Regions from separate parts of the Homo sapiens genome. Here region 2 is linked to region 1. A link is an interaction called in ENCODE POLR2A ChIA-PET data of the cell type or tissue named here. Cell type or tissue: MCF 10A. All regions are shown on one strand. Each heading gives the region's core, and the rest is flanking DNA. Links, peaks and the distances in the headings are about the cores only.

Evidence for each region. ChIA-PET counts read pairs that join two places held together with the same protein. Peaks named below come from ENCODE experiments on the same cell type or tissue, not always from the same donor. Only the 100,000 strongest peaks of a DNase experiment are listed, where the experiment ranks them.
Region 2: POLR2A ChIA-PET joins it to region 1 with 5 read pairs; 2 of 35 experiments call an interaction of 5 or more read pairs at or near these places.

Annotation. Positions count from the first base shown.
Region 1 is chr4:141,546,796-141,552,179 of GRCh38, reverse strand. No RefSeq gene overlaps it. Among named protein-coding and RNA genes, the nearest start is that of LINC02276, 28 kb to the left of the region's middle. In MCF 10A, for the core only: no CTCF peak of the experiment used is centred there; no DNase peak of the experiment used is centred there.
Region 2 is chr4:141,607,379-141,612,762 of GRCh38, reverse strand. No RefSeq gene overlaps it. Among named protein-coding and RNA genes, the nearest start is that of IL15, 27 kb to the left of the region's middle. In MCF 10A, for the core only: no CTCF peak of the experiment used is centred there; a DNase peak (open chromatin) is centred at 3,332.

The DNA.
Region 1 (5,384 bases), core at 101-5,100:
TTGTTCAGTTTCCATGTAGTTGAGCAGTTTTGAGTGAGTTTCTTAGTCCTGAGTTCTAGTTTGACTGCACTGTGGTCTTAGAGACAGTTTGTTATAATTTCTGTTCTTTTACATTTGCTGAGGAGTGCTTTACTTCCAACTATGTGGTCAATTTTGGAATAGGTGTGGTGTGCTGCTGAAAAAAATGTATATTCTGTTGACTTGTGGTGGAGAGTTCTGTAGATGTCTATTAGATCCGCTTGGTGCAGAGCTGAGTTCAAATCCTGGGTATCCTTGTTAACTTTCTGTCTTGTTGATCTGTCTAATGTTGACAGTGGGGTGTTAAAGTCTCCCATTATTATTCTGTGGGAGTCTAAGTCTCTTTGTAGGTCACTAAGGACTTGCTTTATGAATCTGGGTGCTCCTGTACTGGGTGCATATATATTTAGGATAGTTCGCTCTTCTTGTTGAATTGATCCCTTTACCATTATGTAATGGTCTTCTTTGTCTCTTTTGATCTTTGTTGGTTTAAAGTCTGTTTTATCAGAGACTAGGATTGCAACCCCTGCCTTTTTTTGTTTTCCATTTGCTTGGTAGATCTTCCTCCGTCCCTTTATTTTGAGCCTATGTGTGTCTCTGCACGTGAGATGGGTTTCCTGAATACAGCACACTGATGGGTTGTGACTCTTTAGCCAATCTGCCAGTCTGTGTCTTTTAATTGGAGAATTTAGTCCATTTACATTTAAAGTTAATATTGTTATGTGTGTATTTGGTCCTGTCATTATGATGTCAGCTGGTTATTTTGCACATTAGTTGATGCAGTTTCTTCCTAGCCTTGATGGTCTTTACATTTTGGCATGTTTTTGCAGTGGCTGGTACCGGTTGTTCCTTTCCATGTTTAGTGCTTCCTTCAGAAGCTCTTTTAGGGCAGGCCTGGTGGTGACAAAATCTCTTAGCATTTGCTTGTCTGTAAAGGATTTTATTTCTCCTTCACTTATGAAGCTTAGTTTGGCTGGATATGAAATTCTGGGTTGAAAATTCTTTTCTTTAAGAATGTTGAATATTGGCCCCCACTCTCTTCTGGCTTGTAGAATTTCTGCCAAGAGGTCTGCTGTTAGTCTGATGGGCTTCCCTTTGTGGGTAACCCGACCTTTCTCTCTAGCTGCCCTTAACATTTTCTCCTTCATTTCAACTTTGCTGAATCTGACAATTATGTGTCTTGGAGTTGCTCTTCTTGAGGAGTATCTTTGTGGCGTTCTCTGTATTTCCTGAATCTGAATGTTGGCCTGCCTTGCTAGATTGGGGAAGTTCTCCTGGAAAATATCCTGCAGAGTGTTTTCCAACTTGGTTCCATTCTCCCCGTCACTTTCAGGTACACCAATCAGATGTAGATTTGGTCTTTCACATAGTCCCATATTTCTTGGAGGCTTTGTTCATTTCCTTTTATTCTTTTTTCTCTAAACTTCCCTTCTCGCTTCGTTTCATTCATTTCATCTTCCATCACTGATACCCTTTCTTCCAGTTGGTCGCATCGGCTCCTGAGGCTTCTGCATTCCTCACGTAGTTCTCGAGCCTGGCTTTCAGCTCCATCAGCTCCTTTAAGGACTTCTCTGCATTGGTTATTCTAGTTTTCCATTTGTCTAATTTTTTTTCACAGGTTTTAACTTCTTTGCCATTGGTTTGAATTTCCTCCTGTAGCTCGCAGTAATTTGATCGTCTGAAGCCTTCTTCTCTCAACTCATCAAAGTCACTCTCCGTCTAGCTTTGTTCCGTTGCTGGTGAGGAGCTCTGTTCCTTTGGAGGAGGAGAGGCACTCTGCTTTTTAGAGTTTCCATTTTTTCTGCTCTGTTTTTTCCCCAGCTTTATGGTTTTATCTACTTTTGGTCTTTGATGATGGTGATGTACAGATGGGTTTTTGGTGTGGATGTCCTTTCTGTTTGTTAGTTTTCCTTCTAACAGACTGGACCCTCAGCTGCAGGTCTGTTGGAATTTGCTAGAGGTCCACTCCAGACCCTGTTTGCCTGGGTATCAGCAGCAGTGGCTGCAGTACAGCGGTGGCTGTAGAACAGCGGATCTTGGCGAACTGCAAATGCTGCTGTCTGATCGTTCCTCTGGAAGTTTTGTCTCAGAGGAGTACCTGGCCATGTGAGGTGTCAGTCTGCCCCTACTGGGGGATGCCTCCCAGTTAGGTTGCTCGGGGGTCAAGGACCCACTTGAGGAGGCAATCTCCCTGTTCTCACATCTCCAGCTGCCTGCTGGGAAAACCACTACTCTTCAAAGCTGTCAGACAGGGACATTTAAGTCTGCAGAGGTTACTGCTGTCTTTTTGTTTGTGCCCTACCCCCAGAGGTGGAGCCTACAGAGGCAGGCAGGCCTCCTTGAGCTGTGGTGGGGCTCCACCCAGTTCGAGCTTCCAGGCTGCTTTGTTTACCTAATCAAGCCTGGGCAATGGCAGGCGCCCCTCCCCCAGCCTCGCTGACACCTTGCAGTTTGATCTCAGAGTGCTGTGCTAGCAATCAGCGATACTCCGTGGGCATAGGACCCTCCAAGCCAGGTGCGGATATAATCTCCTGGTGTGCCGTTTTTTAAGCCCGTTGGAAAAGTGCAGTATTAGGGTGGGAGTGACCCGATTTTCCAGGTGCCGTCTGTCACCCCTTTCTTTGACTAGGAAACGGAACTCCCTGACCCCTTGTGCTTCCCGAGTGAGGCAATGCCTCGCCCTGCTTCGGCTCACGCATGGTGCACTGCACCCACTGTCCTGCACCCACTGTCCTGTACCCACTGTCTGGCACTCCCTAGTGAGATGAACCCGGTACCTCAGATGGAAATGCAGAAATCACCCGTCTTCTGCATCACTCATGCTGGGAGCTGTAGACCGGAGCTGTTCCTATTCAGCCATCTTGGCTCCACCAAGAATGGTTTATTTTCTAAATGCTGCTCTAGTATCAAGATAACTGTGTTTCTTAAATTCCAAAATATCTTGTATTCTGACTAGAGGATGTGGCATTAAAAAAAAAAAGAAAGAATATTTCAGAATTAAATAAAGGTCAAGGATTTGTAAACTACAATTTCTAAGGCAGAGAGAGAATTTGAGTATTGTGCTATGACTAATACTAGAATGATTTATTAAAAGCTCAAGTCCAGCTACAGCTCAACTAAGGTCCAAGGTGTAATCAAGTTTGAAGATGCAACTCTAGAGCTTGAATTAGATGTAAACACTAGAAATTTATGTTTTGCTCCTTGAAGTATTTGTTTTTCTTGGTTCAGAGGCACCCTGGGGAAATGACCCTGTCTTGGGTTCAGCTGTATAATTCAGAATGGCTTAGAATGTAGGAATCTGACTGTTCTCTGATTTCTTCAGAGGGCTTCAAATGGCCTACTTATGAAACAAATTTTTAACATCAGTGATAGAGCATGCTGAAAAAAATCACACTGATTCTAAGCTATCAAAATTTCATTGTGGTGTAAGATGGAGGCAAAATTAAGATCATTTTTTAAAAAATCCTGCTATAAAGTTGTTGAGAGAGTGCTAATAAGTCTCCAAATTTAGAAATGCCAATTTTATGAATTATCTGTTGTAATATTTGGAGAAGTTTATAGTCAGTGAAAAAAGCATTATTAGTTGGATTGCCTAATCTTTGAAAAAGTCCATGCCAGGAATTAATATAATTGCAGATCTGAATGGCTGTAAAATCTATACCTTATGCAAAGCACAGAAGAAACAGAGGAACTAAAGTATTGACAGAATAGCAAACTAAAACATTCTTTGCCCTAGAGAGCTGCTAGGAGCTGGCTCCAGCTCACCATAGTCCCTTCATCTTTTTCCTTGTTCTATTTTATTTTACAGTCTTTGAAAGATTTTGAAGAATTTATAAAATGGAAAAATTACCATCAACCATATATTTTTGAAGGAGGATTATGGCAATGTTAAGGTGGAATGAGGAAGACTTGAATATGGGGGAAATCTGAAGGTGATTTAGGGACTAGATGAAAAATGATGATCTGATCAGGGATCAGAAAGAGTAGAAGCAGCAATGAAGGAATTATCTGAGGAACACTGTGAAGGTAAACCCATGAGGCTCTGTGACAGATTAGATTGGGCAGGGGGAAGGTAGAAAGAGAATGGGAGTAAAACGAAACCTAAGGTCTCCAGGTTGGAAACTGAATAGAAGTCATATATAAAACTGGTAATACCTAGTCGGCTAAAAGTAGGCATATAAGAGAAAAATATATTAGTTTAGTTTGGTGTATATTAGTCTTGAGAAATCTGCAGAGCATCTAAGTGAACATATTCAGAAGCCTTTTCCATTTGGAAATAGGAATCTATATCTTGGTAGGAAGGTCAGCCTTGCATTCATCACTGAGAAGGAGATCACTCAAAAAACAAGGTATGAAAGGAAATGGACCAAGGATGGAAGCCAGAAAAATGCCAATATTTAGAGAGCAGTAGGTGTAGTAAAGTGAAATGAGAAAGAGTGATCAAATACAGAGAAGAATCATGCAAGATACATAGCAGTAATTAGACACATAGAAGAGATTCAAGAAAGAGAAGGTGGCCAACAGTCCCAAGCATTGTAGAGAGGTTAAGGAGAATTACTAAAAAGAGAACTTTATATTTAAAACATCATCGGTGACCCTTGAGGGAGGAATCCTATTTCAGTGGTGGAAGGTTGGAACCAAATTAAAGTGGGTTCAGAGGATGTGGGAGGTAACGTAGAGAGTGGTGGGTGATTAATGAAAATACTATTAACAGAAGAACTTAAGCAATGTGTAATATAATGGCCAGACTCAAAAGCAAAATTTGGTTGGATTGATAATAATGATGTCACATAGGCTCAACTACAAAGAGAGAGAGAGAGAGAGAGACAAAAAATCTGAATCCCCAAGCTTTGAAAATTTAGAACATACTACTACCCTATAAGTGAAATTTACTAAAAGTCTTTCCCAAGATGTTGCATAGCATAAAGCATGAACTTAGGAGTTTAGGTAAAACGAGAGTTACTATTAAAATGAGAAGCAGATAGGTCTTTTTGGGCATTTAACATGCCATAGAGGATTTTATTTTCATAACCACTTACATCTAAGACAGATCCCTTAAATTTTCTAGGCTTCTGCATATTAACAGTGCTCTGGGAAGAGTTGATAGTAAAACTTTGGAGATTACGTTATTCTGCTGGCTTAAAATAATTTAAGAATTTCTCCCAAAAGATTGAAATGGAAGGAAAATTCAACAGGACAAAATTCTGTTTTTATCAATGTCAATGTAATAAAAAGTATTTCTTTTTTAACTGATGCTAGAGGTGTGTACTTGAAAACAAGATATGGCCTAGTGGGTTAATCTCACTTTGCCTCCATTCTAAGTACGATTTCTCTAAACTGTAATTCATTGTAGCTGATATATGAAA
Region 2 (5,384 bases), core at 315-5,314, 60 kb before region 1:
ACAAAATGACTTCTTCTGTAATCCAAAGCAAGTCAACTAGAAGTTTACCTTCCTTGATATTATTTAAAACGATAAACAGTTCAAACATTTGAACCAGAAAAACCTAGGCTCAAATTCCAACTGTGTGATCTTTAACAAGTAACTTCTTTGTGGCTTAATATCCTTTTCCATAATTGGAGAAATAATGCTAACTTTACATGTTAGTATAGTAGTAAGTGATATGACATATGCTTGTATTACTCCAGAGCCTACAAATAGGAGGCACTCAATAAATACATTGTGGATGTTATATCTGCTTTCGTTTACACCACTATCTGTAATCTTCTTACTTGTAGCTCTGCTCTGTTTTCCATGTTTATTGTCCTTTCATTATTTTCTTTACCTCATTATTTTATACTTCATTCTAAAAGAACTTTGAAATTTGTCTTCAGCTCACAGATGCAATTTTCTGTATCAATTTTCTAGCAAGGCCCATTCTATTATTGCTATTTCATTGGTCAATTTTTCCTCTACACAATTCCCATGACTTCCTAGTTGATTATGTTGTCTCCTTGACCTGTTCTTTACATGTGTCAGATACGCATATTTCTTGAAAACACCTCTTCAAATACTTTAGGGGAAACAGTTGTCTAACACAGTTTGTTCAAAACAGTTGTCAATAATATTTGTTTGCTTTGCTTCCTTTTCTGAGTTATTCCCAGAGATTTGATTTTCACTGTGGATTTTTTGGGTAATATGCTCCTCTTTCTCGTATACAAATGTATTTTTTCCACAGGGATCAGATGATAATTTTCATCTATTTTTAAAATTATGAGCATTTGGTGCATATAAAAACATATATAACATAATAAATAATAATACAATGAAATAGAACATTTCCTAGGCTATTGAAGCTCCCTGTAAGCCCTCTCCAATTACCTCCCTTTGTTCTTCATGTATTTATATATCTCAGACCTTCTTTCTAGGATGTTTCTAAATTATATCCTTCATAAAGTATATTCTTTCCTAAAATATATCCTCTAGATTCTATTTCAGGGAGAATCTGTTGGAGATAGACTTTTTATTTATAAAAGAGTCTTTAATTTGGCTTTCTTGAAAGTTGTTTTTGCAGGGTATATTATTTTAGGTTGAAATAAACTTTCAGCATTTAGAAAGTAAAATTCTAGTGACTTCTGGCTTCCATTGAGAAGTCTGTTGAGAAGCCAAATGTTAATCTAGTTATCATTACTTTGTAAATCATCCTTTATCTTTGCTTTTTCTAAGCAACTACTTTTTTATTTGGTCCTCTGCAGCTTTTCTAATTTCATATCTAGGTATGAAAATTTATTCTGTTTGAGACTTGTTAGTATCCCTCAGCCTGACTTAATTAGTTTTGGGAAATTATTGACCATTATCCAGTAAAATACTGTCTGTCTTCAGTATATTATTTTCTCCAGAACTTTCACAGATATATGCTGAACTATCTCAGCCTCATGTTTCTTAGCCTCATATTTATACTTTTCTATGACTTTATCTTTCTGGGCATCAATTATATGTTTTTTGCATTTATATCTGCTGTGGCATTAGTTCTCTTTTAAGCTGCTATACCACAAACTTAGTTTTAATTCACTAACTATATTTTTATTTCTAAATATTCAATTTTGCCTTTTCTCAACTATGCCTATTCATCTTTGATAGATGCTTGGTCTTTACTCATGTTTTTATTCCATATTTTATTCATATAAACTTAGTCATACTCAGATTATATTTGTAATAATTCTAATATCGCTGACGTCTGCTATCTGTCCCGCTGTTGCTCACTCACAATGCCTAATTTATTTTTGGGTTGGTTTATGATCTCTGATTCTGAACATATGTTTATTAAAACTCTCTGGGAATTTGTTGAAGCTTGATGTGAGGGTGTGTTTATCAGGAAGGAATTTACCTACTTTCTCTATGTCCTAGAAAGCTACAGACTGAGATCTTCTTTCAATTAAAATTATTTAATTGCAAATAGTGTGAATTAAGGATGCAAGCCCACTGAAGAACAGACATGTGGCCAAAAATATTTTAGGAAGACTACTGCTTCTCCCTTTACCCAAAGCAAATCCTAATCAGAGAATCTCTTATTTAATACTTTCTTTGACTTAGGTCTTTGTAAGTCTGGGCTTTTCACTAAGGTCTTCAGTTGAATTCCTCACTATACAATGGCCCTGTCTTTGTCTTTGACTCTCTCTTAAGCAGTCATTAAAACTAAAGCTCTAAGCTACCAGTGATGATATATCCTGGGTCAGTGAGGACCTTCAGCATTCAATTATTTCTTAGACTTGTGCTCTTGCTTCATTCCTGGCTTCAGAGAAATTTCATCAATCTCTAGATCACATTAATTTATATAATTGCTATTTTAAAATTCTTACACAGAACTTAAATGATTTTTTGAACATTTCTTGCAGAATTTTTCAGTTCCCTAGAACTCATAATGGTGCTTCAAACTAGTGACTTCATATGAAGATTTTTAAATCACCAATGTGTTTACCATTGCATAGACACAAAGAGAAATGTCCAGCAGATCCTGTTTAATTCCACCTTGCTCATGAATTTTCCTTTGTCCTCACCTAAGATATTTCTCCACTCCGAAGATTATACAAAAGTCTAGGATTGTTGGAAAGAAAGTTGGACACAGACAGTGGATTACAGAGAAGGTCTCCACTGATAAACTGCTCAATTTTGAGTCTCTTTCTGACAATATATTCTCTCCTACTTCTTGGCCAAGTCTTTTCTTTCAGTTCTGTCTGCCTTCTTACCTTACTCCAATCATATTTAGTTTTTATAAGTAAGAAAATGAGACTCTGTAAGAGTATATTATAATCTTTCTGTACATGAATGGCTCCTCTGAGTAATTAGTTTTGCTTCTATGTTGGCCCACAGTGGAGGCAGAGAAATAGGTAGGGAAAATCCCCCTTTACAGGACAATTGAGAGAGCAAAGGTAGAGGAAAATGCACAATAAACATGTAGATAAATTCTTCAAGATTTTAGAGAGAAATTCATCAATTCCTTGCGGGATACCATTGCTTTCCTTTGGAGTAAGTAGGCAGGTTTCTTTTTCTTGGATCTCATACCAATAATTTCATGTCAAGAATATTAGTTTACTCTGGTCATTACTATTATTTTTCAATTTCCTGTGCTTAAGTGTATAGATTCATTTCACTCAGTCCTACACAGTGTCTTCTGCTTGCTGAATTTGAAGCGATCCTGTCCCTACAATTTCTTGGGTAGTCTACAATCCCTGCCACAGCCGACCCACAGGAGTGCTATTGCCCAACAGTGTTATTGTGCCAGTGACTGGCTATGTTCCAGCGCTTTGTTGTTACCCTTACTATTCAGTGAAGCCAGAGCTTAGAGGACTAATACTACTCAAGAAATATCACGTACTTAAGCCTGTGGTAAATGTATGTTTCTCAATGGCAAAAGTAGTCAAATGTGACATTAATTCTACTTCTTCAGTCAGATCTGCAGCTTATCTAGTAGTTATTATTTGACTCAAGCACTTTCTAATGTTAATAAGTAAATCAACTCTTCGAACAGGGCACAAGTATCACAAATGATTTGCAAACTGATAAGCATGGAAATAACAAGCATAACAAGTTTTCTCTTTTACCTTTGAATAGATAGCTGTAATATTGGTGTAAGTTGATTTTTTTTTCTCTCTCTCTCTCCCTCCCTCTCTCCCTTCTTCCCTCCATCCTTTTCCCAGTTCTGTTATGCTTTCAGAAGGGAAGGTAGAGATGCCATAATTTTCAAGATCTATTTTGCTCAAATTGAGAAATAATTGTTTGACAGATACAGGGTGGAAAGCTTCAGAAACTGGCCAGAAGTTCAAACAGGAAAAATACAAAAAACTTAGCAGAGGATTGTATCCTTTGCCCTTTATTTTGATGACCATGCCATCTTCTAATCCCCAGAAAAAAACTGGAAAACAGAATAAACATAATTTTCTGATTATTCTTATGTACAATAAATGGAATTAATACATACTTAGTTTTTAAAATTTGATATGTTTTGTTAAGCAAGATAGAAAGTAGTCAGAAAAATGATTAAGAGTTACTTAAGCTGGTTCATATATTTTTACTTTTAGTCTGCATCTCCTAATTTAATATAGTGATATATTTGACATTATGAGCTCCTTGATTTGTTTAGAAAAAACTCATCATCTTAAAAAAATACTTCAAACTCAATGAATGATAAAAGTGCTCATTTTAATAGATGACATTTATTGAGCACTAACAATGTGCTACGAACTTGCTTGAGAGGTTTACATGTATTGCTTTCATTTCACCGCATTGCAGTGAGGTATGTATGACATTATCTTAATTTCACACTTGACAAAACTGAGGCTCAGAGAATTTAACGGACTTTCTGGTCCTCAGATAGTAAGTAGTGGATGCAAAATCCATATATGTCTGACTTCAAATCGTTACTCCTATCTATGCTGCATATCAATATCTTTCATTAGGAAGAATACAGAATTCAAAATGTGATGGTGACCTTAAATATGCTTGCTGCAAAGACAGAATATCTTCTTATTACAAAAATCTCCTCTCAACATAGAATTGTAACATTTCAGAGTTGAAAAAGCCCTGCAAACCATCCGATCCTGTGTTTTCCATGTTGTGGAGCCAATGTGCTTGGTTTACTGCTACAAACACACAAGGGTGAAGGGAGGGAAATGTTCAAATTGTTCAAAGGAAATACACGGACTTCTGATATCTCTCAGACACTGTTTGAACTATTGGCTCAAGGCGTTTCAGTTTCAACTCTAAATAATGTTAAATTCCTTTTGGTGACATTATATCTTTGTGAAACTTACTGAATTTTCTAGGTTGAAATGATAAAAAGAAAGTACCACAGGATAATCAATGTGAAACAGGAGAAGATAGCAGTGTTCAATCCGATTTCAAAGTTTAAGAAGTTGTGCATTGCTCAATTAGTGCACACACACCATTAACAACTAGTTGTGTTTCTTTAAGAGTGAAACTTTGATAAATTTGTTTCAAATTATTTGCATTCTTTTTTCAAATGGATGCTGAGTTTAGAACTTGCATGTACAGTATGATCTGTTTTGAAAATGCACCTATATCAGCTGCATCCCTATCAAGATCTCCATCATCTCTGGCACTGTGCAGTCAATATCTACTACATAGAAACAAACACTGTTCTGATTTCTATAACCATGCATTCATCATGGTAATTCAAGGATTTCATATAAAGGGGGGCATAAAGCATGTGCTCTTTTATGTCTACCTTATTTTCGTCAGCATAATTTTGGGATTTTCATCCGTGTTATTTTATATATACAAATACTTCATTCACTTATATTGCTAAGTAGTATTCCATTGTATGAAAT